Linked DNA regions of Homo sapiens: region 2 is linked to region 1. A link is an interaction called in ENCODE POLR2A ChIA-PET data of the cell type or tissue named here. Cell type or tissue: Panc1. All regions are shown on one strand. Each heading gives the region's core, and the rest is flanking DNA. Links, peaks and the distances in the headings are about the cores only. Region 1 has its middle 85 kb from the start of FZD7. Region 2 has its middle 15 kb from the start of FZD7.

Region 1 (15,078 bases), core at 6,639-11,638:
TTGAGGAAAGCAAGCTTTTCTTCCCTTATACCAGAAGACACAGCCTTCTAGTGAGGATATGTCCCAAAACCAAAGGGCTGTTTCTTTCCTATTTCTTCCCAGCCCTATTCAGATTCTCCAACAGGCATCCTCTCCCTGCCTACTCCTGTCCGTGTCCCAGGGAGCAGACAGTGTGGCCTGCAGCTCTGCCAACCAGTGCCTACCATGTCTTCTCCTGAATCCCAGACTAGTGGAAAACCAAACAGGTTGCTAAAAGTTGGGTTCTAGTCAACAAGAGGGAAAATGTCACAGGCTGGCAAAAGCATTTTTACCTCTTACAGGTGAGACTGTGAGTTTGCAGAGTCAGCACAGACATTGGCTGAGTGCCTCCACAATGACGAAGATGCCACAGGTAAGGAGCGCCTGTCTTTGGAGCAGACAGTTCTTTAGGGATGGGATCAGGTGGTGCAGATGCATGAAGAATATAAAGCACCAGAGGTACAGCAAGGCACCAGGGAACCCACAGGAGCAAGAGGCCAACTCAGCTTGTGAGAGCCCTAGGAGGACTTCCTGGTGCAGGCAGCATGAGGGTTCTGTCTGAAGTGACAGGAAGGATGGGGTGTTATAAACGGAGAGAGAGGCAGAGATTCCGAGTGAAGGGAGTGCAGGAGGATTCAGGGCATGGTGACTGGCCCAGCATGAGTGGGGTACTTGGTGTTTTGAAGACAAAGTTAGAATGATAGGGTATCTTTAAATAATGGAGGACCTTGAATGCCTAGGATATTTAAATTTTATTCTATTTGTACTGGGGAGCCATGAAGAAATGTCAGAAGAGGGGCAATGTGATCAGATTAGTGTTTTAGAAATATAGGTTCTTGACAGGACAAAGGGGTAGAGATTAAAGATGGGTAGAACAGTTAAAGGCTGTTCCATCAATGAAAGCAAGGATGGTGATGGCCTGACTAGGTCAGAGAAATAGCCATGGTGAAGAGGAAAAAGATTGGAAATGTATTACAGAGGAGAATAACCAACAGGATTGGATATAGGGCAAGCTGAGGAAGAGAAGGTGCCAGAGTCATGAGTCTGAATAATCTACTAAGTGACCTCAGAACAGGATTGAGGGTAAGTGGAAGAGTGTGAGTCAGGATACGTGGAGGCTGAGATGAAAGCAACTGTACACGGAGTTCTGGAGTCTTGGAGAAGGATCAGATTAAAGATACAATTCTGGAAGTCAACCTCATCGTTATCTTCACACCTCGGGTTCAGGTGCTGAAAAGGAGAGGGAGAAAGAGAAAAAAGAAGAGAATCCAAGACCAAACCTTGGGACAGCCTCCATTTAGAAGGATGAGTCCAGAAATGATTGAGATGACATCATCACAGTGCAGTGGGGCCAAGATCTGGAAGAAGTCCCAAGTAGAAGGGCATGGTCAACAATATCAGATGCTATAGAACGTCATGAAGGATGTGGCCCACTGGGAGGCTGCCAAGTGGAGAACACTGAGGTGGGGTTGGCCTTAGTAAGTGTGGCTGCAGCAGAAAGCTGCAAACGGAATACAGTTTTGCTTGGGTCGAGTCATGAGCTGAAGGCAGGGAAATGAGGTAGAGTGCTGATCTCTCTTTCAGGAAGTGTTTGTTGAAGAACAAAAGAAGAGAAGTCTTAAGTTTATGTAACAACATGTTCCAAAGAGTTATTCATCTAAGAGCATACATTTTTAAAACTTTTTATTCAAAAATAATTTCAAGCATGCAGAAAAGTTGCAAGATTATAAATCATACATAGAAAACCCATCCACCAGGCATGGTGGCTCACGCCTGTAATCCCAGCACTTTGGGAGGCTGAGGTGGGTGGATCACTTGAGGTCAGGAGTTCGAGACCAGCCTGGCCAACATGGTGAAACCCCATCTCTACCAAAAATATAAAAAATTAGCCGGGTGTTGTGGTGCATGCTTGTAATCCCAGCTACTCGGGAGGCTGAGGCAGAAGAATCGCTTGAACCCGGGAAGCAGAGATTGCAGTGAGCCAAGATCGTGCCACTGCACTCCAGCCTGGGCAACAGAGTGAGACTCCATCTCAAAAAAAAGAAAAAAAAAAGAAAACCCATCTACTTTTTACCTGGATTCATATTTTGCCCATTTGTTTCATCATTTGCTTTCTCGTTTTCTCTCTTCTCTCTCGATACACACACATATAAATACATACAAATATATAATTTTACCTACCCATGCACATATATGTCAAATGTTTCTCTGAACCATTTGAGAGTAAGTATAGTTGACCCTTGAATAATGCAGAAGTTAGAAGCATCAACCCCCTATGCAGTCAAAAATTCTCATGTAACTTTTGACTCCCCGGAAACTTAACTACTCATAGCCTACTGTTGACCACAAGCTTTACCAATAACATAAATGATCAATTAACACATAAGCTGGAGTAAGCTAGAGAAAAGAAAATGTTATTGAGAAAATCATAACAAAAAGAAAATATATTTACTATTTATTAAGTGGAAGTGGATCATCAGAAAATCTTCATCCTTGTCATGTTCACACTGAGTAGGCCGAGGAGGAGGAGGAAGAGGAGGAATCAGTCTTGCTGTCTCAGGGGTGGCAGAGATGGAGGAGGTGGAAGGGGAGGTGGGAGAGTTGGGCACACTTGGTATAACTAAAATCCATGCACGAGTGGTCCAATGCAGTTCAAATCTGTGCCATCAAGGGTCAACTGTACATATTTCATGGCCCTTTAACCCCTAAAACCATCGGTATGTATTTACTAAGAATAAGAATAAGAGTACTCTCTTACATATCCATAGTATATTATCAATTTTATTAAAGTTAACATTGATACAATCTTTTTCTCAATTGACCAATATCCTTTATAGTGTAGGGGAGGAAAAGTACTCTTTTTCTTACCCATCGCAAGGTTCGTGGCTGAAGCCCTTATAACAGAAGACATTAATAACAAGAGAAAAACATACAAATTTATTTAATATATTTTATGTAACATGAAAGCCTTCAGAAATGAGGACCCCAAGAAACTAAATATAAAACTATCTGAAAGGAGACACAAACAGGGGTGTTTTTGACCTGAATACATTTAGTAGGATTATTTGATGACATGGAAGTCTGTTCTCCTGAACATCTTTCTGAATTTTGGCAATCCCAGCATCTCACACTGGTATTCTTCTTTTTACCAGATGAAAATGATACACATATCTCGTCGTATTTCCTATCTTGCCTTGGCTGCCAGAAAGCTCAAAGCTAAATTTAGTACTCTATCACAACAAATATATTACCATAGATTTTTCTTCTATTTATATCTCCATTTACTATATGTATATATTTTTCTATTTATATCTCCATTTATTATATCTTGATGTGTCTCTGGGTATAGCTGTCTACATATGGATTTATTACGTAAGTGTCTTTAATATTAAACCTCCTAAAATTATTTTTGGAATTTCATGGGGTAGCTGCCTCATAAATAGAAAGTTCCTCAAGAGACACTTGTCTCATTCAGCTACTTATCTACCCAATAAAGAGCTAGACCAATACGTACCACATGTAAAAGCTAGACCAATATGTTTTCTCTTGTTACTGTTACCTACCTTTCCTAGTCCCAGCTATAAATGGCCTTGCCACAGAAGATAATTTGGTTTGAGGAGGAACTCTTAGTTAAAATAGAAATGTCTCTCTTTGGACTGTGTCCCAAGTCTTTGTGTTTAATTTCTTCTGCAGGCTTCAAGTCTCATGCTGACAGAAGCCAAAGGGAATGCTGGTCCAAAGAGGCACACCCTTCCCAAGCTGACTTTTGTAGAGAGAAGGAAAGAAAAACCTGACCTTGAGGAGGTAGGTGCTCCCCCAAGCCATGCCAGAGAAAGGAAAGTAGGTCGGAGGGCAGCAGTTTCCTCAAAGATGACCTTTCTCTCTTTTTATTGAGACAGAGTCTTGCTCTGTCACCCAGGCTGAAGTGCAGCAGCGCAATCTCGGCTCTTTGCAACCTCGACCTCCCAGGTTCAAGCAATCCTCCCACATCAGCCTCCCGAGTAGCTGGACTACAGGTGCATGCCACCATGACCCGCTAATTTTTGTATTTTTGTAGACATAGGGTTTTGCCATGTTGCCCAGGCTAGTCTTGAACTCCTGAGCTCAAGCGATCTGCCTGCTTCAGCCCCCCAAAGTGCTGGGGTTACAGGCGTGAGCCACTGTACCTGGCATGGAATCAAATTTTAAAGCTAGAAACGGTCTTCAGAGATTGTCCAGTCCCACTCACTTTACAGCTGTGGAAGCTGAAGTCCAGAGGTCACAGAGCAGGTTAATGGCAGAATGGGCCCCCACCCAGGTCTTCCCATGGCTGGAGAAACATCCTTCCCTTTCCACTTCATCTTCACATGTTCCAGGACTAGAGGTGTCCTGAGTTCAGGGACCACCAAGTCTGAATTATCACTTCTCTAGAACCCAGCAAAGTACCTGGCATACAGCAGGCCCCTAATAAATGCATTTTTTTTTTTTTTGAGATGGAGTCTCACTCTGTCCCCCAGGTTGGAGTGCAGTGGCATGATCTTGGCGCACTGCAACCTCCGCCTCCCGGGTTGAAGCGATTCTTGTGCCTCAGCCTCCCCGAGTAGCTGGGATTACAGGCACCTGCCACCACACCCAGCTAATTTTTTGTGTTTTAGTAGAGATGGGTTTTCACCATGTTGGCCAGGCTTATCTCGAATTCCTGGCCTCAAGTGATCCGCCTGCCTCAGCCTCCCAAAGCGTTGGGATTACAGGTGTGAGCCACCACGCCCAGCCTTATAAATGCATTTTGAATGAATGAGCCATCTGAATTCTCACCTTCTTCCTGGAAGTTTGAAGACCAATGTTTTTGAAATTCTTTGAAAGAGACTTATAAGATTCTTAATGTGCACACTCTATCATCTCTGGCATGGACAAGAAAATGCACTGACAGTTCTGGTGAGCAAGTCTTCCCTGAACTTCTCAGGGGCTGAGACCGACATTATACCTTACTTACAATATGCAGACTCGGGTGGTCTGCATCCTGTGGCTCACATGGGATAGGGGCTGCCTGAAAGGTGTATGCGGCTACTGCATTAGCATAGCAGAGTGGTAGGAAATGCAAACTTTGAAGCCAAGCTTCTGAGGTATAAGGGCCACCTCTGTCACTAGCTGTGTAATCATGGACAAGTTACTTACCCTCTCTGAGCCTCAGTTTCCTCCTCTGTAAAAGGGGGATAATATATACCTACCTTATAGATAGATATATATACATGGGTATGTGCATGTGTGCAAGTTCTTGGAACAGTAGCTGGCACCTGGATGGTCTGTGCAAGTGAAGGCTATTATTATTCTTGTTGTTCGTAGTGGAGAAAGGGAAAAATGACCCCACCTACAGATTTCTTCTGTAAATTCTCTGGTGTCTCTTAGAAGCACGCAGAAAGTTTTGGGATCATAGCTTGTAACTACAAGTGGCAGCTCTCTCATATGGAGCCAGTGTAGACTTGGCTCCAGAACCAGCCATCAGACTATCTTCGCTGCTTTGGGGTGTTGCCTCTATCACAGGGGAAATGGCTTCAAAGTTCCTCACAGATCTGTCTGTCTTTTGTTCTTGGTCCCACTTTTGAGGACTGAGCCAATAGTCAATGCAGAGTCCCCACTGTGAAAGAGAAAGGTCGGCCAGGCGCGGTGGCTCACGCCTGTAATCCCAGCACTTTAGGAGGCTGAGGCAGGCAGATCACCTGAAGTCAGCCTGGCCAACATGGTGAAACCCTGTCTCTACTGAAAATACAAAATTAGCTGGGTGTGGTGGTGCACACCTGTAATCCCAGCTACTCCAGAGGCTGAGGCATGAGAACTGCTTGAACTTGGGAGGCGAAGGTTGCAGTGAGCCAAGACTGTGCCACTGCACTCTAGTTTTTTGGGGTGTTTTTTTTTTTTTTTTGGCTTTGAGACAGGATCTCACTCTGTTGCCCAGGCTGGAATGTAGTGGCACCATCATAGCTCACTGCAGCCTCAAACTGCAAGCCTTGAACCACTTCAAGTGATCTTCCTGCCTCAGCCTCCTGAGTAGCTGGGACTACATGCACACATCATAGTATGCCTGGCTTTTTTTTTTTTTTTTTAATTTTTGTAGAGATATGATCTCACAATGTTGCCCAAGCTGGTCTCAAACTCCTAGGGTCAAGTCATCCTCCCACCTCAGCCTCCCAAAGAGCAAGATTACAGGTGTGAGTCACCATGCCCATCCCACTCTGGCATGTTGAGTATTTTGGGTTAAAGGTATTTGAAAAAAAAAGCAGGTGCAAAAAGATCACTCTGACCTTCCATCTGTTTCTTAAAAGCAGAAGAGGCTATTTCCATGTGAAAGATGCCCTCCCTATACTAGAAGGAAAGCAATGTTCTTATCAAGAATGGATGGTTGAGACTGAGAGAATTCTACACAGAACTTATTAAAATAACTCTTATCTTTATGCCTCCCCCACATAATTTAGTTGCTTTTTCACAACTTACTATTCTTCGTCCCATTCAGTATATAAGTAATTGACTCCAACTATTTCTTTGAGTCTTCATTTCCTTATGAGGGTTCCATGTCACATAAAACTTGTGTTAAATAATGAATGCTTTCTTTTCTTTTCTGAGATAGAGTCTTGGTCTGTCGCCCAGGCTGGAGTGCAGTGCTGTGATCTTGACTTACTGCAGCCTCTGCCTCCCACGTTCCAACAATTCTCCTGCCTCAGCCTCCTGGATAGCTGGGATTACAGGTGCACACCACCACACCTGGCTAATTTTTGTATTTTTAGTAGAGACGGGGTTTCACCACGTTGGCCAGACTGGTCTTGAACTTCTGACCTCAGGTGATATGCCCGCCTTGGCCTCCTAAAGTGCTGGGATGACAGGTGTGAACCACTGCACCTGGCCAATGAATGCTTTTCTCCTGTTGATCTGTCTTGCCAATTTCATTCTCAGGCCTATCCAAAACAAAACAAAATTCTAAGAGCGTAGGGGTAAAATTTTTGTCTCTCCACATAGTATCAAAGAAAAGAAAGGGAGCCTGAGGTTTTCTAGAGGCAGGTAGGCAAGGGAGTCACCCCAAGTCTTTTGGGAGCCATGTGGAAGTATTATCTCAGAGTATTCAATGGTAGGATAGCCCTTTGCAGTTTCCCACTTTCAGAACATAAAAACATGGGGAATGAGGATTTCTTAATTGTTGCCATTTTCCAAAAACACAGGGCTTAAATTTCATATTGTCATAAGGACACATACCTCCATGGTCACGAATGTATAACCAGGGATACCTAAAGCCCCAAAGTAAACATGGAAAATCTCCCCAAAGTATTCAAGTAATTTTACCTGAAATTGTGGGGGCAGAATCATTATTTTACGTAATACAAAAAGAACGAAAATATTTATGATTTTGAAGCTAAAATATTCAAAGAGGTTTTTAGAACCCTTGTGCTAAATTTCTAGCCCCTCACCTCAACCATTTGGGGTACCTGTGTACCCCTAAAAGTTTGAGAAGCACTGGTCACTTATGCTGTTATTGAATTCTCATAACTCTTTGATATACATGTTTTTAATCAAAGCTTCATAGGGACAATGTCATCTTTCATGTCATGTTTTGTTTCTTCATGTACCTCCATAACTGCCTTTTTTTCTAACCTCAGAATTTTGTTTGAATGACAAACTTTTTGTTTTGGAATATTACAGAAACATTGGAGAGCTAATACAGAGAGATCCTCCATACTCTTCACCTGTACTCCCAGGTTCCGCTAATGTTAACATCTTACATACCCACAGCACATTTGTCAAAACTAATAACATTAACTTTGGCCTTTACTATTAGCTAAACTACAGGCTTAAATTCCACCAGTTTTTCCACAAACATCCTTTTACTGTTCCAGAATCCATTCCAGGATTCCACATGGCACTTAACATAAATGCCTTTTGCTTGACTGGAGGAACCTTTCATGAGTCCCACTAAGTGTCAGGCATTGCCCTACATCTTGAGGAGCTGATGAAACAATCTCCGATTGTTTCAAAGGGATCACATGGGGAAAGTGGCTCATTGTCTGCTCCGTGCCACACAGGTGTGGGCAAGGCCTCCGCGCCGGCAGCAGTTGGGTTCCCAGCCCCTGCTCCCTAAGTCAAGGCAGCAATCTGAGCCCAGGACGTGACCCGTGTCGGTCTCCGCGCTGGGTGCCCTTCCGGAGCCGGCACTGGAAGGTTAGCGCCTCTGAAATCAGATAAAGGACGTCAAGCCACAGCTGTGTTTGTTTTATAAATTAAAGGGCGAATCATTAAAATGACTGTTTTCCTGAAAATAAAGAGATTAAACAGTTCTCCCTTCTCCCCTGCTGCCTCCCCGCCTCTTTTTCCAATTTGTCCCACAGGACTCCAGATTCGTGTTAATGGCGAAGAATTATCTCTGTTTCAATCTTGGGGCCTGGGCTGGCTCCATAACAATTATAATCTCCTATCTGAAGCGGCCTGGAGGCAAAGGGCCGGTGAGGCTGAATTCTTTGCAGAATTAACCGCCATTCAGATGGATAGGAGAAGAATTGAGCGGGGGCCTTCAAGGTGATTCTCAACTTTCCTTAGGTACTTTTCCTATGGCCCTTTTCTGCAGAAGGTTCGGTGTCTGTTGGAATTTAAGGTTTTAACACAGAGAGAAAGAAAAGAGGATAAAATGAGCATGTGAAAAGTGCATGAAAAGCACCTGGCATGCAGTAAGTACTCAATAAACATTAAAGAGGCCGATGAGAAACATTTGTACTTAAATTAGAAGACAGTGGGGAGCCGGAAGTGTTTCTCAGAAGGATGACAGGGTTGGATGGAGTGGGGGTCTTTCAAGGAGCTTATGAACTAGGAGGGGCTTACATCACGAACACATCACATGACATACGGCGGTGAAGAGAGCATGCGTCTAATAATTATGCGGTCACTCTACCTGCATGATGTCATTTCATCCTCACATAAAGCCTATCCGGTAGCCACTATTTTATCCCCAATTTACAGATGGATAAACAGATTAAAAAATATGTCCAGCTGGATGCGGTGGCTCACGCCTGTAATCCCAGCACTTTAGGACCCCGAGGTGGGTGGATCACGAGGTCAGGAGTTCAAGACCAGCCTGGCCAAGGTGGTGAAAACCCGTCTCTACTAAAAAAACAAAAATTTGCCAGGTGCAGTGGCAGGCGCCTGTCATCTCAGCTACTTGGGAGGCTGAGGCAGGAGAATCAGTTGAATCTGGGTGGCAGAGGTTGCAGTGAGCTGAGATCACGCCATTATACTCCAGCTTGGGTGATAGAGTGAGACTCTATCTCGAAAAAATAAAAAACAAATATCCAAGTCTGTTCAGCTAGTAGAAACCGGGCAGGGCAGTTCCAGCACCTGCCCTGCCTCCCAGAGAGACGAGGAGGGGTCGCAGCTCTGTCACAGCAGTGCCCACTTGCTCCTTGACTGGCTAGCACAGAGCCTGAGGTGTGAATACTCAGTGAAGAGTGTGTTAAGTACATGAAGAGCTGTGACTCCCAGTCATCCCTGACTAAGAGCTATTGATCAATCTCATGCTCCTGTTTCCTCTTCTGGCACAAAAGGGAAAGCCTGTGGCTTATTTTATCAAAACATTATGGGGTCGGGTGTGGTGGCTCACGCTTGTAATCCCAGGATTTTGGGAGGCCAAGGCAAGTGGATTGCTTCAGCCCAGGAGTTGAAGACCAGCCTGGGCAACATGGCAAAACCCCGTCTCTAAAAAAAAAAAAAAAAAAAAAAAATAGCAGCACGTGGTGGTGCACACCTGTGATCCTGGCTACTTGGGAGACTGAGGCAGGAGGATCGCTTGAGCCCAGGAAGTGGAGACTGCAGTGACCAGTGATTACACCACTGCACTCCAGCCTGGGTACCAGAATGAGACTCTGTCTCCCGCCACTTCCCCCCAGAAAAAGAAAACACATTATGGAAAATTAGCAACAGGAACTCTAAAATGCTCAGATAATGCAAAAATACAGTCAATATAACTGTATCAGTTCCCTGAGCTTTGTAATGAAAGGAGAGCCTTAGTTTTTTATTTTTTTAAATGGGAAAATAAAGAGCTTTCCCCTTCAAACCAGCATGGAGGTTGTACAACATGAGAAAATGCGGAGGCAGCTCAGGAGATGAAGGCTGAGGAGGAACTTTAGGCTTGGAGGTTTCTAGGGACAATCCATAAAGATGGTGGACAGTGAAGTCACTCCTGTGCCTAGTGAGACTTTCAGAACTGAGGTAAAACTCACCCCTTACCCCTTTCCCAAAAAAGAAAAAAATGACACCATTGGCTGGGCATGGTGGCTCATGCCAGTAATCCCAGCACACTGGGAGGCCAAGGTGGGTGGATTGCTTGAGCCCAGGAGTTCAAGACCAGCATGGCCAACATGGCAAAACCCCATCCCTACTAAAAATACAAAAAACTAGCTGGGCATCGCGGCGCATGCCTGTACTCCGAGCTACTCAGGAGGCTGAAGCATGAGAATCACTTGAAACCGGGAGGCAGAGGTTGCAGTGAGCCGAGATCATGCCACTGCACTCCAGCCTGGGCAACAGGGTAAAACTGTGTCTTAAAAAAAAAAAAAAAAAAAAAAGTGACCATTAAAACAACAGCAATAATAAACCTTGTAGCATAGCAGCAAACAAAAGAAAATGAATTTCTCAATCTAACAGTAAAAAAAAAAAATGGATTCTCCCAGTGGGCATCTAAAGAGCCTTTGCAGGCCTCTGAATTGTTCACCAAGAAATCCCTAAGCGGAAATTAGACAATGAGAAAAACAACTAAGACTGCTTTGTATGGCTAAACAGCATCAAAGACCTACATTTTACAAGTATGGAATGGGCTTAAAGTGAAAAACCAAGCAGCCCTCATAAAAGTTAGAAAAAAAGCCTCCAGAAAAGCCCAGAGAAAGCTGAGACTGAGGGACCAGTCTTCCCTGGGAAGGAGGCAGCCGCTGCTGGCAGCTGGGCGGGGAGCTGGTGGTGGAGCTGGCTGGGACCGAGGAGACGGTTCTTCCTTTCCATCTGACATTTGATCCCCTCCCTGAGGCCTATGTTATTTAATGGTGCAGAACTTCCCTTTCCCCTAAAATTGAGATCCAGCTGGGCCATTTCTGGTTCCCACAGGTGTGTGCAGGCTCAAGCCACCCTGGCTACTGTGAAAGCTACAGGTGGGGGTCCTGACAGAGAGCAGGGTGGTGGCTATCTGGGTTAGGAGGCTGGGCGGGCAGCTGAGGGTGAGTGGTAAGCTGCTCTACTGCACCCCATGAGACAGCCCCCGTTAGGTCAACCTCACGCAGCAGCACACTGCACAAAATAAGGTTGGTTTTAGCTGAGCACTTAACATTTGTTTGCTTCTCAGCTTGTTTCATCCTTTCATAAAACGAAAAATATCATACATACAAAAAAGCAGAGAGGACAATACATTGAGCCCCCAAATATACCTCCCCCAGATTCAACAATTATCAGGATTTTACCACATTTGCTCAATCTATCCCTTTTTCCTTTTCTATCTTTGCTGAAATGTTTTTTTGAAAGCAAATGCAAGATATGCTATCTCTACCCATATATTTCAACATGCATCTCCCCCAAAAATATGAACATTTTCTTACATGACTACCGCACTATTTTCATGCCCAAGAGAATAAACAATAATTTCTTGGTGTTCTCTAATACTCAGTGTCTCCTTTTGCCTATAAGAAATGATGCCTTGAGATTAGAATCAGGGCTAAGGAAAAGCCTCCCCTCATGCTGTTTAAGACCAGAATGAACACTATAGCCCAAGTCCATTCTCCAAGCTTCAGTCCAGAATCTTTGCCTTGGTTTTGCAGGCAGACATTTCCCATAAACATCTACCTCTGTGCCTTCTCCCAACCCCAGCGCAGCCTCTAAAACAAGAGTTTGGGCTTTTCAGCTACAGAGTGTCCTCGAAGTGTAGAGTGTATCAGAATCACCTGGCACTTGTTAAAATGCAGATTTCTGGGCTCCACCCCAGAGTTTCCAGCTTAGTGAGTGTGGGGCAGGGCTGGGAATTTGCATATCTAACAAGTTCCCAGATGATGAGGATTCTGCTAGTCCAGGGACCATACCTGGAGAGCCACAGAGCTACCACAAACCACACAAATGGGTCTTTCTTTGAGGAACTACGGCCTGCTCTGCTGAGGCTGCCTCATGACATGGCTCCAGCAGTGCCTTGTGCTCCAGGGCCATCCGTGTGCAGACAGAGATTGGGAATGCTTTCATTACCCTGAAGTTATTCCTGACGCTGACATACTTGGGCCTCGGTGTATCAGCTCCCACTAAGCAAGTTTCTGTTGCCTTGTTACCCAGCAACTAGCCCAGCTTTGCTCTCCCATGCCTGGGCTCCTTGCCTGGTAACCCATTCCCTGAGGGACCAGATTCTCATCCTCCAATCTCAGCTTTCTCTGGTCAAGTCACCTTACACCAAATCCTTGACTTGTCCTGGGGCTTGGCTGACTTTCTCCATGCCTTACCAGGGCAAGTCCAGCCGTTGTGAGGAAACACCCTTTCCTATTACATCTGCTCAGAGCAGCACCTTTTCCTCATTCACACAGAAGTGCAGTGCCAGGCCCTCGTCTGGTTCTCTGTCCATTCCTTGCTCCATCCTGATCACCTATTGAGCCTGGACCATTGAATCATAAGTCCCATCTGGCTCCCACCCCAACCCTGCTCATTCCCCCTCCCTCCCCACCCTTCCCAGAAACAGCAGCACACGTGCTTCCTAGGGCTGCCCAGCCCTGCTCTGTCAAGACCGAGGCCTGAGCCAGAAGGGCTTCCTGAAAAGCCAAAGCCACATCCCCTCCCAGGCAGGTCTGATGGCTCTCCCTCGATCAGGAAGCTTGTCCCAGGACACAGCCTCACCCTAGTGGCACTGGGTTTCCTTCTCAGAGGAGCAGCTGCCCTGAAGGAAAGCTGGGCTGGGTTTTGCCCAATTTCTCAGAGGGGTTGCTCTTGGGGCTTGAACCTCTTTATACACTAAAGTCAGCCAGCCAGTGAGTCAGCTAAATTTACTAGCCCTATTGGCCCTCAGACGGGCCCGTGGGCAAAGACTAAAAATAGCAGGTGTGAGGGCCCCAGCTTTGGGGTGGGATGGGTGAGCGCATTCATCCATCCATCCAGGAAACACTCACTGAGCACCTAGGAGGGCAGGAACTGTTTTGGACATGGGGCACCAACCAAATGACAAAATCCTTGTCTTTATAGAGGTTGCATGCCAATGAAGGAGACAGATAATCATAAACAAATTTGCAAAAATATGTAGAAGACTCACATAATTCTATAGTAGGGTCCAAAAATCTCAATAGTGTCAAGTGTGGGATCCTGTGAGATTGATAAAATATCAGGGTGAACATGCTGCAGATGGCAGGAATCAGCCACCAATCATATTTCCTCTTTGCTGAAGTTACTGTGGGTTGTGCTATTAAAGGGCACCACTGCATATTAAGTCATGTAAGAAGGAAATGCTAAGAAAATACATAAAACATGGCAGGAGGGCATGCAATGCTGGGGTGGGGAGAGCTGAAATTTTTTATTCTATTTATTTTATTGAGACAGACTCATTCTGTCACCCAGGCTGGAGTGCAGTGGCATGACCTTGGCTAACTGCAACCTCTGCCTCCTAGGTTCAAGCAATTCTTGTGCCTCAGCCTCCTGAGTAACTGGGATCACAGGCGTGAACTACCATGCCCAGCTAATTTTTTGTATTTTTAGTAGAGATGGGGTTTCACTATGTCGCCCAGGCTGGTCTCCAACTCCTGGGTTCAAGCGATCCACCCTCCTAGTCTTCCCAAAGTGCTGGGATTACAGGTGTGAGCCACCGCACCCAGCTGAGTTGAAATTTTATATAGCCCGATTTATTTAATAAGAAGAATGCCTCACTAACAATGCAACCTGAAATGGAGATTGCATCCCCCTACTGGCACGTACAGGACTGAGAAATCCAGAAACACGGAGGCATAGGAAGGTACAAAAAATAAAGGCAAGGATTGGGAATCGCTAAAGAGACCATAGCAAAGGGAGTCAAATGAAGGGACCAGAAGACCAGAAACAGATCCTCTAGCAATGGATGATGTAGTTACTGGCATCCCTTCAGAGAGAGAAGGAAGGGGACATTCCAGGCAGGTGGAAGAAGACAGGAGATGACTCAGAGGTGAGAAAAAGCAAATAATATTCCAAAGAAAAATTTTCTTGGCTGGATTGTTGACGAGCAAGAGTTAACATGGATCCAGGGTAAGAGGACTAGGAAATGCAAAGTGTGAAAATTCAAAATCAGGAAGAACGATTTTATCTTGAGCAAAAGGCCCTCGGACGCCATCACAGGCTTGGAGATGCGGGTGGTACCCACAGTTGCCTAAGGAAGACTGGCAGGGGGGCTCACATGCTGTGGAGAAGCGGTGGCCCAGAGCTGGCAGTGGAGACAGAGAGGCTGCCAAGGGCAGTAGCCAGGAACTGTGGGCTGTTCTGGCCCCTTTGTCTCTCCAAAGATGTGTGGGAGGCACAGAGGGCCAGAGGTTTCCCAACTCCTGAGCAGCTCCCTTGTTCCTGTTTATTCTTATTCCTTTAATGATATGATGAGCTCATGTTCTCAGAGGTGCCAGGAATGAATTAGCCATGCAGCTCACTTCAGCATTAGCAGAAACCATGGAGTGTCCTGCAGCAGGTAGGTCTGAGCTGCGTGTCTGGAGAGGGCAGGATGACAGTGCCACATGCATGTGGGTCCTGCCCTCCAGGAGCCAGCCGGCGACCCTGCCAGCAATGGTGGCCAAGCAGGAGGGAGGGGCAGCTGCTCAGACCACCAGGGAACAAAATGTTCCTCTCCTCTTTGGAGGAAAATAATCAAGTAGATTTCCTCTTTCTTTTTTACTATTCTTGCTTGCTATGGCAGAGCCATAGACTCTCCAAGGAGAGATTCCTTGAAACCACTGCCTCCTTTCCTAGGTCTCAGCTCCCCAGCCTATAATTGCATGTGTGTAAATCCCTCCCCAACCCCACACTCATCCTCATTTCTAACCAGCTCTTCCTAAAATTCCACTCTTTCTTAAGGAGTCTCTTCCACAGAAC
Region 2 (15,078 bases), core at 5,111-10,110, 69 kb after region 1:
AGCCCCCAAAATGAAAGGAACACATCAGGAAAATACTTGAGGTAATACAAGTTAAAACAGAGGGGGAAAGCAATAATTAAAGCAACTATTAAGAAATGAATAGAAATAGAGGGTAAATTGATATCCATCACTGAAACAGAAGCCTCCTATCCTAAAAAATAGAACTGAAAAAATATTTGAGAACATAATACAGAAAAACTTTTCCAAGCTCAAAGAACACTTGAGTCTTCAGATTTAAAAGGCCCACTCAGCTGGGCACAATGGCACACACCTATAATCCAGCTACCTGGAAAGCTGAGGCCAGAGGGTTGTTTGAGCCCAGGAGTTCAAGACCAGTCTGGGCAACATAGCAAGACCCCATCTCAAAAAATGAACAAAATAAAATAAAATAATAGGGCCCATTCTATGCCAGACAAGGTCTAGATACTTAGAAAAGAAAAGAAAGAGAGAGAAAGAAAGAAAGAATGAAAGAAAGAATGAAAGAAAGAAAGAAAGAAAGAAAGAAAGAAAGAAAGAAAGAAAGAGAAAAGAAAAAGAGAGGGAGGGAGGGAGGAAGGAAGGACAGACAGACGGATGGACAGAAGGAAGAAAGGAAGGAAGGAAGGACCCATTCTAAACTAGGGAAATATGATATAGATCGATCAACAAGAATTCTTGGCCAGGTGCAGTGTCTCACGCCCGTAATCCCAACACTTTGGGAGGCTGAGGCAGGTGGGTCACTTGAGGTCAGGAGTTTGAGACCAGCTCTCAAACTTTAGTAAAGACAGATGGTGAAAATCTGTCTTTACTAAAAATAAAAATAAAAAAATTAGCCAGGTGTAGTGAAGTGCACCTCAGCTACTAGAGAGGCTGAGGCAGGAGAATCGCCTGAACCTGGGAGGTGGAGGCTGCAGTGAGCCGAGATCATGCCACTGCACTCCAGCCTGGGTGACAGAGCAAGACTCCATCTCAAAAACAAAAAACAAAACAAAAAAAAAAAACCTAGGATCTGACAAGGGGAAAACTACAAGCCTGGCATCATCCTTCCAAATAGCAACATTTAATGCCAGAAGGCAATAGAAAAATGCCTACAAGGTTTTGAGGAAAAGAAAAGGCAACTCAAGAACATTACACTCAGCAAGATGTCACTCACATACATAGTGACATAACAGTCAAACATTCTCAAATATGAAAGAATTTGGGGAATATAACACCACTAAGTCCTTCTGCAGGGGCAAAAAATAGGAGAAAAAAGCCTACTCGACAGTGAAATACAACCAGTCAAAAAAATTGACCAAATTAGAGAACTAGTAATGTGAAACTCTTGATAAAAGGACTAGCAGTAAACACTGAATTCAATTAAATATAGAAAGAGGACTAGACCTCTGGAGAAATAAATAGATGCAAATCAGAATGTAGATGCTATAAAGTCAAACAAATTAAAAATTATAGAAGCATCAAAAATTGGGAGTGGGGAAGAAGCATGAGAGCACTAAATCATCTTATTACCTGGCAGGAAGCCAATCAAAACCACCCACCCAACCTTTCAATTAATTTTCATCACCCATTATATTTTTCTAATCTTGGGATGATCTTCTAGAAACTAACATGTCTTGTCATTCAGGAACTAATCTTTGAAGTTTATTAATTTCACCTGAGTTCCTTTTTACTGTTAAGTTCAGGTAAAACCAAGCCTAATGTTTTTAATTATTTTAAAAGCATGCATAATATAATCATGTTACAATAAAATTATTTGTGACCTCTCTTGCTTTCTGATTATTTTTCAATGGTAATTGTAACAATAGCTAATTCTTTTTACGTGCTCACTACGTGTCAACACTATCTTAAGAACTTTACATGTATCTACAAATTTAATCCTCATAAACTCACTCTATTGCCCAGGCTGGAGTGCAGTGGCGTGATCATGGCTCACTGCAGCCTCCACCTCCTGGGCTCAAGTGATCCTCCCACCTCAACCTCCCAGATATCTGGGACTACAGGTGCACGCCACCACACCCAGTTAATTTTTTAAAAATATTTTTTTGTAGAGATGAGGTTTTGCCATGTTGTCCAGGCTGAACTCCTGGGCTCAAGCGATCCACTCACCTCAGCCTCCCAAAGTGCTGCTATTACAGGCATGAGGACCGCTGGCCCCCCACATAAAATTTTTAAGGAGTAGATATCATCACCCCCATTTTACAGGTAAGGAAACTGAGGAATGGAGATGTTTCCTATGGGTTACACAGATAGTACATGGGAGAGCTAAGAGTCAAACCCAGGGATTCAGACTCCAGGGTCTTTGCTGTCTTTGCTCTCAACCATCACCCTATATTGCTTCTCCACAAGTGGATAGGTAGGACATTTGTTGCTTTCTTTGTACTTGAAATTTTAAATGATGATCATATGTCACTTTTAAAAAGTCACTACCAAAAAACAAAAGAGCTTCTACTTGGAAAACAAGATGAATATTCCCTGGGCCAACAGAACAGAGGCTAAACCATCCTGACCATCTAATAATCTAGGCAGGGCATGTTTAAGAGAATTAACTCCTTTACAACTAGAGTAGGCTTTGGAACAATAGTAGCCTGCAACTTTAATGATAATCATTGCAAAACAGCATATCTGTGTTTTATTGGCTCTAGGCAGATTAGCTGGAGGAAATAAGCTTCCTCAAGAGATCACCTCTGGGAGAGAGGAAAATATGCAATAAAAGAAGAGGTCGAAGAAGTCCCAGGTGTACGGAGTCAGCATCCAGATTACTGTATCTCTGAGCAATTTGCTGGACTGACACAGCTTCATTTTAAATGACATAACATAACCAGCATGATTCATCCTGCCGTCCAAGGGCTATATAATAAGTGTGGTAATGGGGGAGCATCTCCCGAGAGGGTACAGGAACAGCTGTGTGTGTCACCTGGGAATGGCACCCACCTATAAATCCCATCTCTTTGACAACGATTCTAAAGTCCCTCTGTCACTGTCACTCACCCACAAAATTAGTGACTAAAGGGGAGAAGGAGAGGAAATGCCTCGCCCCTGAAATAGAGAAAGACTGAGAGAGGGACAGAGCAAGTTAATAAATAAAACAAGAGCCTGAAGGGAAGAGCTGCTTTGTCAGAATATAAATATTTCCCTTCCCCTTTTATCTTTAATGTAGTGTGAGAAGCTTATTAAAGGGAAATGCTTCTCTGTCCCTGGAGCCCTCGCACAAGCCTTGCGGGGAGCTGCCTGCAGAACGGGGTCGCCTAGCCCCACGCTTCTAAACTCTTCCCTGCTGGAAGTGAGCGTAATGTGCAGAGCAATAAAGAAGGGCTGGGGGAGGAAAGGGAAGACATTGTGGCCATTAGGATCCTTATCTTGATGGGCCTGGTGTCAGGTTATGTTAATCGCTGGGAGATGCTGAGAGACTGAGGATGAGAAATGCCTGTCTGCTCAAAGGCTTGGCCTGAGATTCCAAGGGAGGCTGACATTGCTAGACTTACCCTCTGCTCCGTTAGAGAGAACAACATCCAAATTTAGACAAAGGGGAATTTGCCTGATGGAGGCGTGGATGGAGAGTCCTGTGGGTGTTCCTCTGAGGAGCCCTTGGTGGCTGCACATCTCACATCTCCAAGAAGACAGCCAGCACGAGCAGTCCCAGCATACCCCCAACAGAAGCCTATTCCAAAAGCATGGAAGACATTTGCCGTCCACATCTCCTTCCTAAAACCCCTAAAAGGATGGGACATTAAGGGCCTACATACCAAGTCAGGCCAGCACAGAGCCTGGCACGTGGTATGTGTGCAGTAAGTCTGTACGGCACGACACGGAGACTGTACTGGGCTTGTTTACCACTGTATCTGTGGGTCCACACACAGGGGCCAGCACACTTGGTTTTGGATGGATGAATGAACACATGCATTTAGACACAATTAGGGCATCTCCTTTGCTGGCCATGTTTGCTGCCTCTCCAAAGGATCTTTGGATCTGGTCAGGATTTGGGTCCTGCTGAGCTTTGAGGCTACCATATCTTTGCTGGCCTTTTGGAGATATTCGGCCATGTGGTTATACAAAGATAAGCCACCCATCCATCAGGTGCCAAGTCTAGCCAAAGGCTGGGAGTTGGGGGTGGAGAGAACGGCTAAAAATTGCTGCCAAAACGTGCTACTCCTTCAGTCTCCTTGGCTGAGATATTCCAAAGGAGCAGGCCCTGGTTGCTTTGCTACTATACACCACCTGCCACACACCCATGCGTTTCTATTTCTATAACGTAATCAATGGAGGGAACAGAAATGACTTTAAAACTGCATTTCTAAGTCTCTTTTGTGCTCAGACCAGGGTATGCACTTAGCAAGTGTCTACTGCCATTTCAAACCCATTAGGCATCACATGATCATTCCTGCTGCAGAACCTGCTCTGCATCCCCATTTGGGCGCTCCATCCTACCCATTTTGATGTCTCTTGGGGTTTCATCCTCAATAATTTTTTGTCTATGGTTCCCTTCCCACTGAAACTAATTAGGTTGGAATAAAGACTCAGCTACAGGCCAGGCGCGGTGGCTCACGCCTATAATCCCAGCACTTTGGGAGGTCGAGATGGGCGGGTCATGAGGTCAGGAGATCGAGACCATCCTGGTTAACACGATGAAACCCCGTCTCTACTAAAAACACAAAAAAATTAGCCGGGCATGGTGGCGGGCGCCTGTGGTCCCAGCTACTTGGGAGGCTGAGGCAGGAAATGGCATGAACCCGGGAGGCGGAGCTTGTGGTGAGCCAAGATTGCACCACTGCACTCCAGCCTGGGCGACAGAACGAGACTCTGTCTCAAAAAAAAAAAAAAAAAAAAAAAAGACTCAGCCACTTTCAGGATCAACGACATCTTATGGCAATGTCCATGTTACAGGGAAGTGTATAATTCAGGGATGGTGAGCCATTCTTAGCTGGTTCCTAGAGAATTCTTTGTCCAGGGTTCTAAACATTACCTACAACAACTGGCAATACCTGATTTAACATTCCGCCTCCTGTATAAGCCCCATCTAGCCTCCCTGTGGTCTCAGCCGCACTAGGGGCCTGGAACCTTGAGAGGGCCTGTTTCCAGTGTTCCCACCAACAGGGTGGAGGAGGAGGTGTGGGGGCGGGGTGGCACACATATATCTGAGGGGTGGTTGTGTGGGAGAGGGATTAAATTTGTACTGTGAAAATCAATGGAAGCCTTGGGGAGGCAGATTTCAGTTCAATATAGTGAAGGACTTTCTAACAATTAAAGCTGTCCAAAAATGAAATGGGAACATGCAAAGAAAGCCCTCTCTCCCTGGAGTTCAAGCAGAGCTGAGATCTCTCCTGCCAGAACTGTGTTTTGGCCAGTGGCACAGACACCTGACACTTGTCAGCGTGATCAACTGGTGCCTCCAGTTCTGAAGCCAGATGGCCCGGGTTCAAATCACAGCCCCACTAGTTACTAGCTCCATGATCTTGGACAAGTTATTTAGCCTCTCTAAGTGTCCATTTCTGCATCTAAAACATGCAGATAAAAAAAACACATTAGACTTTCTGGGCAATTGTGAGGGTTTTATGTTTATCAAAAGAATCTGTGTTTCTTTTGTGTGTTTGTTTGTTTGTTTTTGAAAAGTAAGATGGGGTTCTAAGCCTTTGGGTGCTCAAAGCCCTTACTGGTTTATAGAAGTCATGAAAGACAGGGCACCATTTTTACTTGCTACAACATAAAACAGCATTTTTGTAATTAATTGTTTTTGGGGGTTTTGTGTGTTTTTAAAGATAGTAAGGCAGATGTATTCAAGGGGGGCCATGGTGATAGGTATAGGGACCACCGTAACAGGGACTTATAGTTGGGGAGGAAGATTGGACTCAACTCCTATAATTGTTATTTTACATACACACATAAACACAAACTTCAGTGTTTAAGCTCTCAGAAATTATGAGGAAAATTATTTTAAACCAACAAATTTAACTGCATAAAGAAAAGTAGAAAACAACGTTTTTATTCAACAAATATTTATTAAGCACCATCTAGTGCAAAGCCTCCTAGGAAATAAAAATATGTTTTAGGCTGGGCACAGTGACTCATGCCTATAATCCCAGCATTTTGGGAGGCTGAGGTGGGCGGATCATCTGAGGTCAGGAGTTCGAGACCAGCCTGGCCAACATGGTGAAACCCCGTCTCTACTAAAAGTACAAAAATTAGCCAGGCAAGGTGGTGGTTGCCTGTAATCTCAGCTACTTGGGAAGCTATGGCCGGAGAATCACTTGAACCTAGGAGGCAGAGGTTGCAGTGAGCCGAGATTGTGCCACTGCACTCCAGCCTGGGCAACAGAGCAAGACTCCACAAAAAAAAAAAAAAAATTAGATGCAGATGCTGCCTGCCAGTGGTTTGCTGTGCAGCAAATAACTGCTTCTGACCCTTCCACTTGCAAGAATGGGCAGGGTTCCACAGGCTCTGCAAATCTAAAATGAGCTATAGGGCATTTTGAATTGGCTTGTATCCCAGATGAAACAGGCAGGACCATAAGATAAAGCAAGCTGAACATTTTTTAATGTGCCATTAGGACTTCAGTTTTTTCCCTGTTTTCCATCAGAAGGTCAGCTCCTCTGAAGATTATAATCATGTTGATAAATGCTATATGCATATTGCCTAAAACTGAAAAAGAAATTTTTTCTTCTTTTATTTATACCTAGCACAGTTTTTGGTTCTGAAAGACCTATGCCTAAAAAGGGCATGGGTAGAAATAAACATGGGATGACCAAAATATCTTTTCTATGGGGTATAAGCATCCAGATTTGGAAAAGAAAGCTTTTTCTTCAACAGCTCCTGTGGTCTGCAGCAACTTACAAACATCCATCTCTTCAGTGTATTTGTGCATTGGAAATATTCAGGATGGAAATGTGACTTTCCTCTGGCCCTGCCATTCCTACAGTATTCTCACTCTCAACTGAGCATACATGATGCTGGCAGCCTTTTGAGAAACCAGAAACTTTAGCTCCCATCTGCCCAGATCAAATTGCCTCTTTAAACCATTACAAATAATAATCATTCCTTACTGAGTATTTGTAACATGCTCAGTACTAAGTACATTGTATTATCTCATTTGACCTTTGCAATCCTATGAAGCAGGTGCTATTATTAAATATTATCACCATTTTACAGATGAGGAAACTGAGGCCCAGGGGAGTTAAGAAGCGTGTCCAAAGCCACATAACTAACAAGCTACTGAACAAGGATTAAAATCCACAAAACCTAGGCTCTCCACCAAAACTATCAAACTGCATCTCTAAAGAAAGATGAGTCCCCACTATACCAAAACTAAGAGCTTTCAAAATAGTGAATGGGAAAACTACTCTACCACTCTTAGAAGAGAAATGTGAGGTTGTTTCTAGAGGAAACATCCTGTATTCCTTACAGTGATGCAGCATCCCATGAACATCCTGGTCTTGTGATCTTCTCTGGGACAGCTGGCTGCATAGGAGGTAGAGAGAAACACATCCTCACCGAGGCTTCCACAGAAAACACGAGCTCATCCTGTCTGTTTGCTCTCTAAGAGCCTTCTCCAGGCCAGACATACACAGATGGCTTGTGCTGTTAGGAGCAGGCTAAATTTCTTCCTTGTTCTTATTTCCTTCCCACAAGTGTTTTTTTTTTTTTTTTTTCTTCAAAGAGAGAACTGGATCCAATGTCCCATTCTTAAGCTGGCATGGTGGCTCAAGCCTGTAATCCTAGCACTTTGGGAGGCCAAGGCAGGTAGATTACCTGAGGTCAGGAGTTTGAGACCAGCCTGGCCAACATGGTGAAACCCCATCTCTACTAAAAATGCAAGCAATTAGCCGGGCATAGTGGCAGATGCCACTATGAATGTAATGTAATCCCAGCTATTTGGGAGGCTGAGGCATGAGAATCGTTTGAACCTGGGAGGCGGAGGTTGCAGTGAGCCGAGACGGTGCCAATGCACTCCAGCCTGGGTCACAGAGTGAGACTCCGTCTCAAAAAAGTCCCATTCTTTGACTTACTACCTGTATAACCCTGGACCTCTCTATGCCTTGGTTTTCCCATCTGTAAAATGTGTCAAATAAACTGTAGCCACCTCAAAGTGCTGCTATGAGGATGAAGACTCAAGAAGTGTGGGTTAAGGGCTTAGCACAATGCCTGACTATGGTAAACACTCAATAAATGTTAGCTGTTAATAAAAATAGTAACGACACAGCTAATACCAGACACCGGAGTCAGTTAGCCGGCTTACTCTTAACTGTTCAGCTGGAATTTAAGTCAGGACATCACCAACCCTGGGTGCCAAAACACAGCAAGACCAATATGGTCCTCAGAACTAGGGCTTTAAAATAGGGTAATCTCTTGGAGCCATGGACCAGCTTTATAAATTAAGGCTAGGGGAAGAGGAGGAGTGAAGTTTCACAGGTAAACCAAAGCCCCTTTTGTTAGAGTGAGAAGTCTGTCGCTTCTTTTGTTTATCTCTTCTCTAAATGTTTCCTCTCTGGCCTCCTGGGCTGTTTTCAAAACCCCTCCGTTTTGGTAACAACTCTTCACAAGTCTGCTGGAAGCCAGAGAAACAAGCCAACAGCCCCTTCCCCAGCACAAACAGCCAGCAGCACAGCCAGGTCCCTCCCCTACCTCTGGGGTGAGGCTGGATGCCAGCAGTGGTTTCTGCAACACACTTCCAGTCCTTTCTTGACAAGGCACAGCTGTCCGGGGCAGCTCAGGCTATGGACACCAGGCAGATCAGCCCCACTCACCAGCTTTCTGTGGGTCTCCCAGTCACGGGCCACCCCGAAAGCCCCTCACTCTGGTCAGTCACTTGGATCCTTCACTCTGGAACTCACACAAGCTATTTGCAACGTGAGGTGGGGAGGAAGCAGAGAAAATAAAGTTGTGCCCTTATGTGCAAAGTTCTTGGGTAAAACACAAGCCCAGGAACCCACACGTGTGGATTCTAGTTCCAGTTCTTTCTGTCGTGAATTGTCCAGCGCTTGGACAATTCACTCTACCATGTTGGGCTTCAGTTTTCTCACCCCCCAAAATAAAGGGAATGAATGACTGGAGTCTGAGATCACTTATAAAAAAATCAATCCCTAGGCCGGGCACGGTGGCTCATGCCTGTAATCCCAGCACTTTGGGAGGCTGAGACGGGCAGATCACAAGGTCAGGAGTTCAAGACCAGCCTGGCCAACATAGTGAAACCCTGTCTCTACTAAAAATACAAAATTACAAAAATTTTGTATTTTTGTAAAAATACAAAAATTAGCTGGGCATGGTGGCGCGTGCCTGTAGTCCCAGCTACTTGGGAGGCTGAAGCAGGAGAATCGCTTCAACCCAGGAGGCGGAGGTTGCAGTGAGCTGAGATTGTGCCACTGCACTCCAGCTTAGGCAACAGAGTGAGACTTTGTCTCAAAAAAAAAAAAAAAAAAAATCAATCCCTGAACCATTCTCCAACTCGGCCCTTCCTATTTATTTATTTATGAGACAGGGTCTCACTCTGTCACCCAGGCTGAAGTGCAGTGGTGCTATCACAGCTCACTATAGCCTCAATCTCCCAGGCTCAGGTGATCCTCCCACCTCAGCCTCCTGAGTAGTTGGGACTTTAGGCACGTTCTACCACGCCCAGCTAATTTTTGTATTTTTGTTAAAGACAGAATTTCACCATGTTGTTCAGGCTGGTTTTGAACTCAGCTCAAGCAATCCACCCACCTCGGCCTCCCAAAGTGCTGGGATTACAGGTATGAGCCATAGCACCCAGCCTAGCCCTTCATTTTTAAATCACAGGATAGGCTGGCTCCTAGCTCAGGCCAAACTCCCATTATAATTTTGAGACAAATTCAAGGTCATCACAGAAAACCAGATTCATTTGTCGATCAAGGCTATAAGATTGGGCCAGGCACGGTGGCTCACTCCTGTAAATCCCAGCACTTTGGGAGGCCCAGGTGGGCGGAACACTTGAAGCCAAGAGTTCGAGACCAGCCTGGCCAATGTGGCGAAACCTCATCTCTACTAAAAATACAAAAATTATCCAGAATCTACAATGAACTCAAACAAATTTACAAGAAAAAAACAAACAACCCCATCAAAAAGTGGGCGAAGGATATGAACAGACACTTCTCAAAAGAAGACATTTATGCAGCCAAAAAACACATGAAAAAATGCTCACCATCACTGGCCATCAGAGAAATGCAAATCAAAACCACAATGAGATACCATCTCACACCAGTTAGAATGGCAATCATTAAAAAGTCAGGAAACAACAGGTGCTGGAGAGGATGTGGAGAAATAGGAACACTTTTACACTGTTGGTGGGACTGTAAACTAGTTCAACCATTGTGGAAGACAGTGTGGCGATTCCTCAGGGATCTGGAACTAGAAATACCATTTGACCCAGCCATCCCATTACTGGGTATATACCCAAAGGACTATAAATCATGCTGCTATAAAGACACATGCACACGTATGTTTATTGTGGCACTATTCACAATAGCAAAGACTTGGAACCAACCCAAATGTCCAACAATGATAGACTGTATTAAGAAAATGTGGCACATATACACCATGGAATACTATGCAGCCATAAAAAATGATGAGTTCATGTCCTTTGTAGGGACATGGATGAAATTGGAAATCATCATTCTCAGTAAACTATTGCAAGGACAAAAAACCAAACACCGCATGTTCTCACTCATAGGTGGGAATTGAGCAATGAGAGCACATGGAGGCAGGAAGGGGAACATCACACTCTGGGGACTGTTGTGGGGTGGGGGGAGGGGGGAGGGATAGCATTAGGAGATATACCTAATGCTAAATGACGAGTTAATGGGTGCAGCACACCAGCATGGCACATGTATACATATGTAACTAACCTGCACATTGTGCACATGTACCCTAAAATTTAAAGTATAATAATAATAAAATAAAATTAAAATACAAAAATTAGCCAAGCGTGGTGGTGCACACCTGTAGTCCCAACTTCTTGACAGACTGAGGCATGAGAATTGCTTGAAACTGGGAAGCAGAGGTTGCAGTGAGCCGACATGGCGCCACTGCACTCCAGCCTGGGTGACAGAGCGAGACTGTCTCAAAAATAAAAAAGAAAAGAAAGAAAAGACTATAAGATCCATGATGGCGGGGACACACATTCCCCGCATCTCACACAGCACAGGGCCTGAACATAATGACTCTAAATACATTTTTAAAAATAAACGAAGACCATGTGGTTTAATTACACCCTTTTAACTTGAGCTGTACCTTACTCGTTCATTCAATCATTTATCGAACGCACTTTGCTGCTGGCACTGTGCCCCACTGCAGTGTGACTGTGTGGATTTAAATAACCTTCTGTGACTACCTATAAACAAAATAACTGGTGACTGACGCAGGGAATTAAAAGCAAGGAGAGATTCCTCAACATATTAATGAGAAAGTTAGCTAAGAAATAAAGGGCTTCTCTGTTCCCATCCCAGAGGCTTCTGATAGGCAGCATTCTAATAAAAGTTGCTTTAACCGGCTTCACACTTTCAAAGCCAAAATTAACACCATACAACGGAAGGCCCCAAATAAATTCAGAAGGTAAGACCCGAGCCAGGGAGGGACTCGGATTTACTCATGAAAAGGAAATCTCAAAGCCCTCTTCAGTCTCAAACTGGCTCACTCCACCCTCTCTTAACCACCTCTTCGATCCGTCACCTCCCTTTGGGGACCCTGCCAGGTTCCTCAGGGCCAGCCACTCCTCGGCCCCTCCTTCAGGTGAAACCATTCTCAAATTAAATCACAAAGAGGAGCAGCCAGTCTGCAATGATCTGTGTTTATTTAGTAAATGGGTTGATTGCCCTCATTTGTGGAGATTAAGGGTTAATTTCCCAATGCAAAGAGAACCGATTTCTCCAAAAGCAGCCGCAGATAATTAAGTGGAAAAAACAAAATTCAAATACCTCTCCCCACCCCGACCCCTACCACCCTGCCCCTTCCCATCCAGTTTTGGCCTCTCGGTGGCCTCTCATGCAAGGTAGCCACAGGCTCTGGGTTCACTGAGGCTCTGAGGAAGGATTTGGTAAACAAAGGCTTAGGAATTCTTTAGGCCCCTCTAAGCTGACATCTGGCAAATTCGAGATCACATAACAGTTTCTCTCTCCCCCCCTCTTCTGGCTTTGAAAGGCAAATGTTTTGAGGTTTGTGTTCTCTCCCATTCACAGGGTTTTTAATCAAGTGGAGTCAAACCACTTTGTCTACACCTTAATTGAAGAGCCTGGCTCTAGAGCTTAAAGTACTATTTAGAATAATAAGGGGGAGGCAGGGAAAGGGAGAGAAGGAAAGGCGGCTAAGTGGAAATGTGAAAGGCTAGAAAAGCGATGGGCAAGTGGCCTTTCAGGGAACACTCAGGGTATCGCGTGCCCAGCCTTCTCAGCACAAGTGGGCACAGGCTGTGAGCTGCTGGGCCTGGCTGCTGCGCTGCCATCAGAACCTGGGAAGACAAGAAAGTCCCTACTTGGAAAGTCCTAGCTTAGGCGAGGAACTCCCAGATAGAGCCATAGGCTATCAGAGCAGAGCCAGATCACAAAGCCCAGTTTCTACCATTTACAGATGCAGACGAAGCCTCAAGAGGTGCACTGACTTGCCGGAGAACAAGGGGTTAGTGGCTGGACCAAGACCCCAAGAATTCTCATTTCCCTGGCTGTAACTGAAGTCTTTCTCTGTTCCTCTGGAGAGAGAAATGCACTACATCCATCTCAAAACAAATTTTCATACACTTGGGAAGACAGTTAAATGACTTCATATATTTTTCCAAGAGAAACAAACTTTCAACTTGTCTTCTCATCAGCTACTTTGGATCCTGACTGCACAGTAGACTCACTCGAGGAGCTTTTAAACAGACTCTCTAGGAGTGGGGCCCAGAAAGTAGGCTTTTTAAAAAGTAAATCTCTCTACAACAACCTTCCACCACCCCTTTGAGAGTCACCTTTTTAACTTCTTTGGGTTACTCTTCATACTGGTTCCTTCACGCCGCTTCATTTACTTTCTGCATGCCAAATTTATGTGTTTAATCTAAAAGCAATAGTAGGGCCAGGCACAGTGCTACATCCTAGTAATCCCAGTGCTTTGGGAGGCCAAGGTGGGAGAATCACTTGAGCCCAGGAGTTCAAGACCAGCCTGGGCAACAAAGAGAGACCTTGTCTCTACAAAAAATTTTAAAAATTAGCCAGACATGGTGGCATGCGCCTGTAGTCCCAGCTACTGGGAGGCTGAGGCGGGAGGATCAATTGAGCCCAGAGAGTTCCAGGCTACAGTGAGCTACGATGGCACCACTGCACGCCAGCCTGGGTGACGGAGCAAGACCCTGTCTCTAAACACAAATAAGTTAAAACAATAGCAGTGATTGTTGACGCATGATTAGCTTGTGGTCCGTTGTGATTCTCAAGTCTTTTGTCCCGAGCTAGCCTTTCACCATCCTGTTTCTCTGCAATGTATAGGTCTTTATTTTCATTGAACTTCATCTGACTGATGAATTGCACAATCTAATTCAACAAATTGAACGTCTACATTGTGAAAGACGAGGGAGAAAAATAAGACATAGTTCCTACTCTCAAAGACCTTTCAAATAAATAGGTGGGGTAAGAAAGCACCAAAATAACTGAAATACAAGAGAGAATACAGTAATATCAAAGAAAAGTGGCAAAAGAAACTGACTTTTGATGAGTACCTACCATGAGCCACATACGTTGTGATAAAAATAGGATTAGGCTTGGCTGTGAGGCATTGGAAAATCTAAAACAATGTTGGCTAAAACATGATCAAAGTTTATTTTGTTCTCATATTTGAGAAATCCAGAGGGAGTCCATCCCAGACTAGCATGGTGCACATCTGTGTTAGAGACTCAGGCCCCTTCTCTCTTTTGCTCCTTTCCCAGTGTCACCTCATGGTCCACAACAGCTTGTGCAGTTGCAGCTGTCAGGAGGAGGGAAGAAGGGTACTTCCCACTCCCTTTAAGTTGCACACAACACTTTTACTGACACCCCATGGCCTGGGCTCAGTGGATCCCAAAAGGGAGGCTGGAAAATGAGATCTTTATTCCAGTTGGTCATATGTCCATCTGACGACTGAGGGCTTCATTACTATGGAAGAAGAGGGGAACAGATATTGGGGGACAACTAGTAGCCCCCACACCATGTTAAGAACTTTAGATTCTTCAGTGCACTTAGTTCTCAAAACAACCCAAAAGAAAGATGTCTCCCCGGCCTTTACAGATAATTCCTATCTGGAAACACTTTTGCAATCACAGTCAACTCAATGTCAGTTGCAGCCCTGGGAGGTATATTCTCAAATTCTTTATCCAGGCCATTGAGCAAGAAGAAGGTGGTTGCAAGACCCAGCCTTGTTAATCAGCCTTTAGCGGATACCTCTCCTAGACTGGTGCTGATCCTCTGTGGTCAGCCTTCTGCCACTGTGGACACATTCTCCAGGAGAAAGTCGGAAGAGACGTGTGTTTTCACCCTTTTCTAAGCCTTGTACTGTGGTTAGTAAGGTTCTCTCTAGTAACAGACAAGGAGTCAGACGGCTTCATTCAAAGGGATGGTAGAATTCTGAGGGAAGGAAGCAGCCAGGAAACAGCTCTCAGGACTTGGTCTTTTTGTCTTCTCCTTCTGAAACAGGTGTTCCCTCTCTCCTTCCTTCCTTTCTCCTTTGTTTCTTTCCTTCCTTCCTTCGTATTTTTCCACTATAAAGGCCGCTGCTCTCCCGTCTTTCCTTCCTCTGCTCCTGCTGCCACCAACTAATTGCTGTCTCTACTCACTTCACTGCCTCACAGCTCTTGCTTCCTTCAAGCTTCTACTGCTTCCTGGTTTCTGCTCGTTCCCTTCTCACTGAATGCTTCCCAGCTTCTGCCAGCATATTTTACACTCAGAACCCCAAATGAAAGCATCCGATCAGTTGGCCTCTCTGTATCCAGCAGGCACAACTGTTGGACCGAGGTCTCATGCCAGACAACCTCATGGCTGGGTCACATCGTCTACTCCAGACTCAATCCTCTGAGGACAGGATTCATGTGGCACAAGGTACACAAATGGCAAGGTCAGTCTAAGGAAATGCTATGAAGCGAACTGTGGAAGTAGCAGCTGTTGC

Evidence for each region. ChIA-PET counts read pairs that join two places held together with the same protein. Peaks named below come from ENCODE experiments on the same cell type or tissue, not always from the same donor. Only the 100,000 strongest peaks of a DNase experiment are listed, where the experiment ranks them.
Region 2: POLR2A ChIA-PET joins it to region 1 with 5 read pairs; 4 of 35 experiments call an interaction of 5 or more read pairs at or near these places.

What each region holds. Positions count from the first base shown.
Region 1 is chr2:201,941,322-201,956,399 of GRCh38, forward strand. No RefSeq gene overlaps it. Among named protein-coding and RNA genes, the nearest start is that of FZD7, 85 kb to the right of the region's middle. RefSeq lists enhancers at 7,621-8,164, 7,885-8,179, 8,165-8,706. In Panc1, for the core only: no CTCF peak of the experiment used is centred there; no DNase peak of the experiment used is centred there; H3K27ac peaks cover 1,746 bases.
Region 2 is chr2:202,011,679-202,026,756 of GRCh38, forward strand. No RefSeq gene overlaps it. Among named protein-coding and RNA genes, the nearest start is that of FZD7, 15 kb to the right of the region's middle. RefSeq lists enhancers at 8,660-9,185, 10,892-11,757, 11,758-12,621 and a silencer at 12,348-12,642. In Panc1, for the core only: no CTCF peak of the experiment used is centred there; no DNase peak of the experiment used is centred there.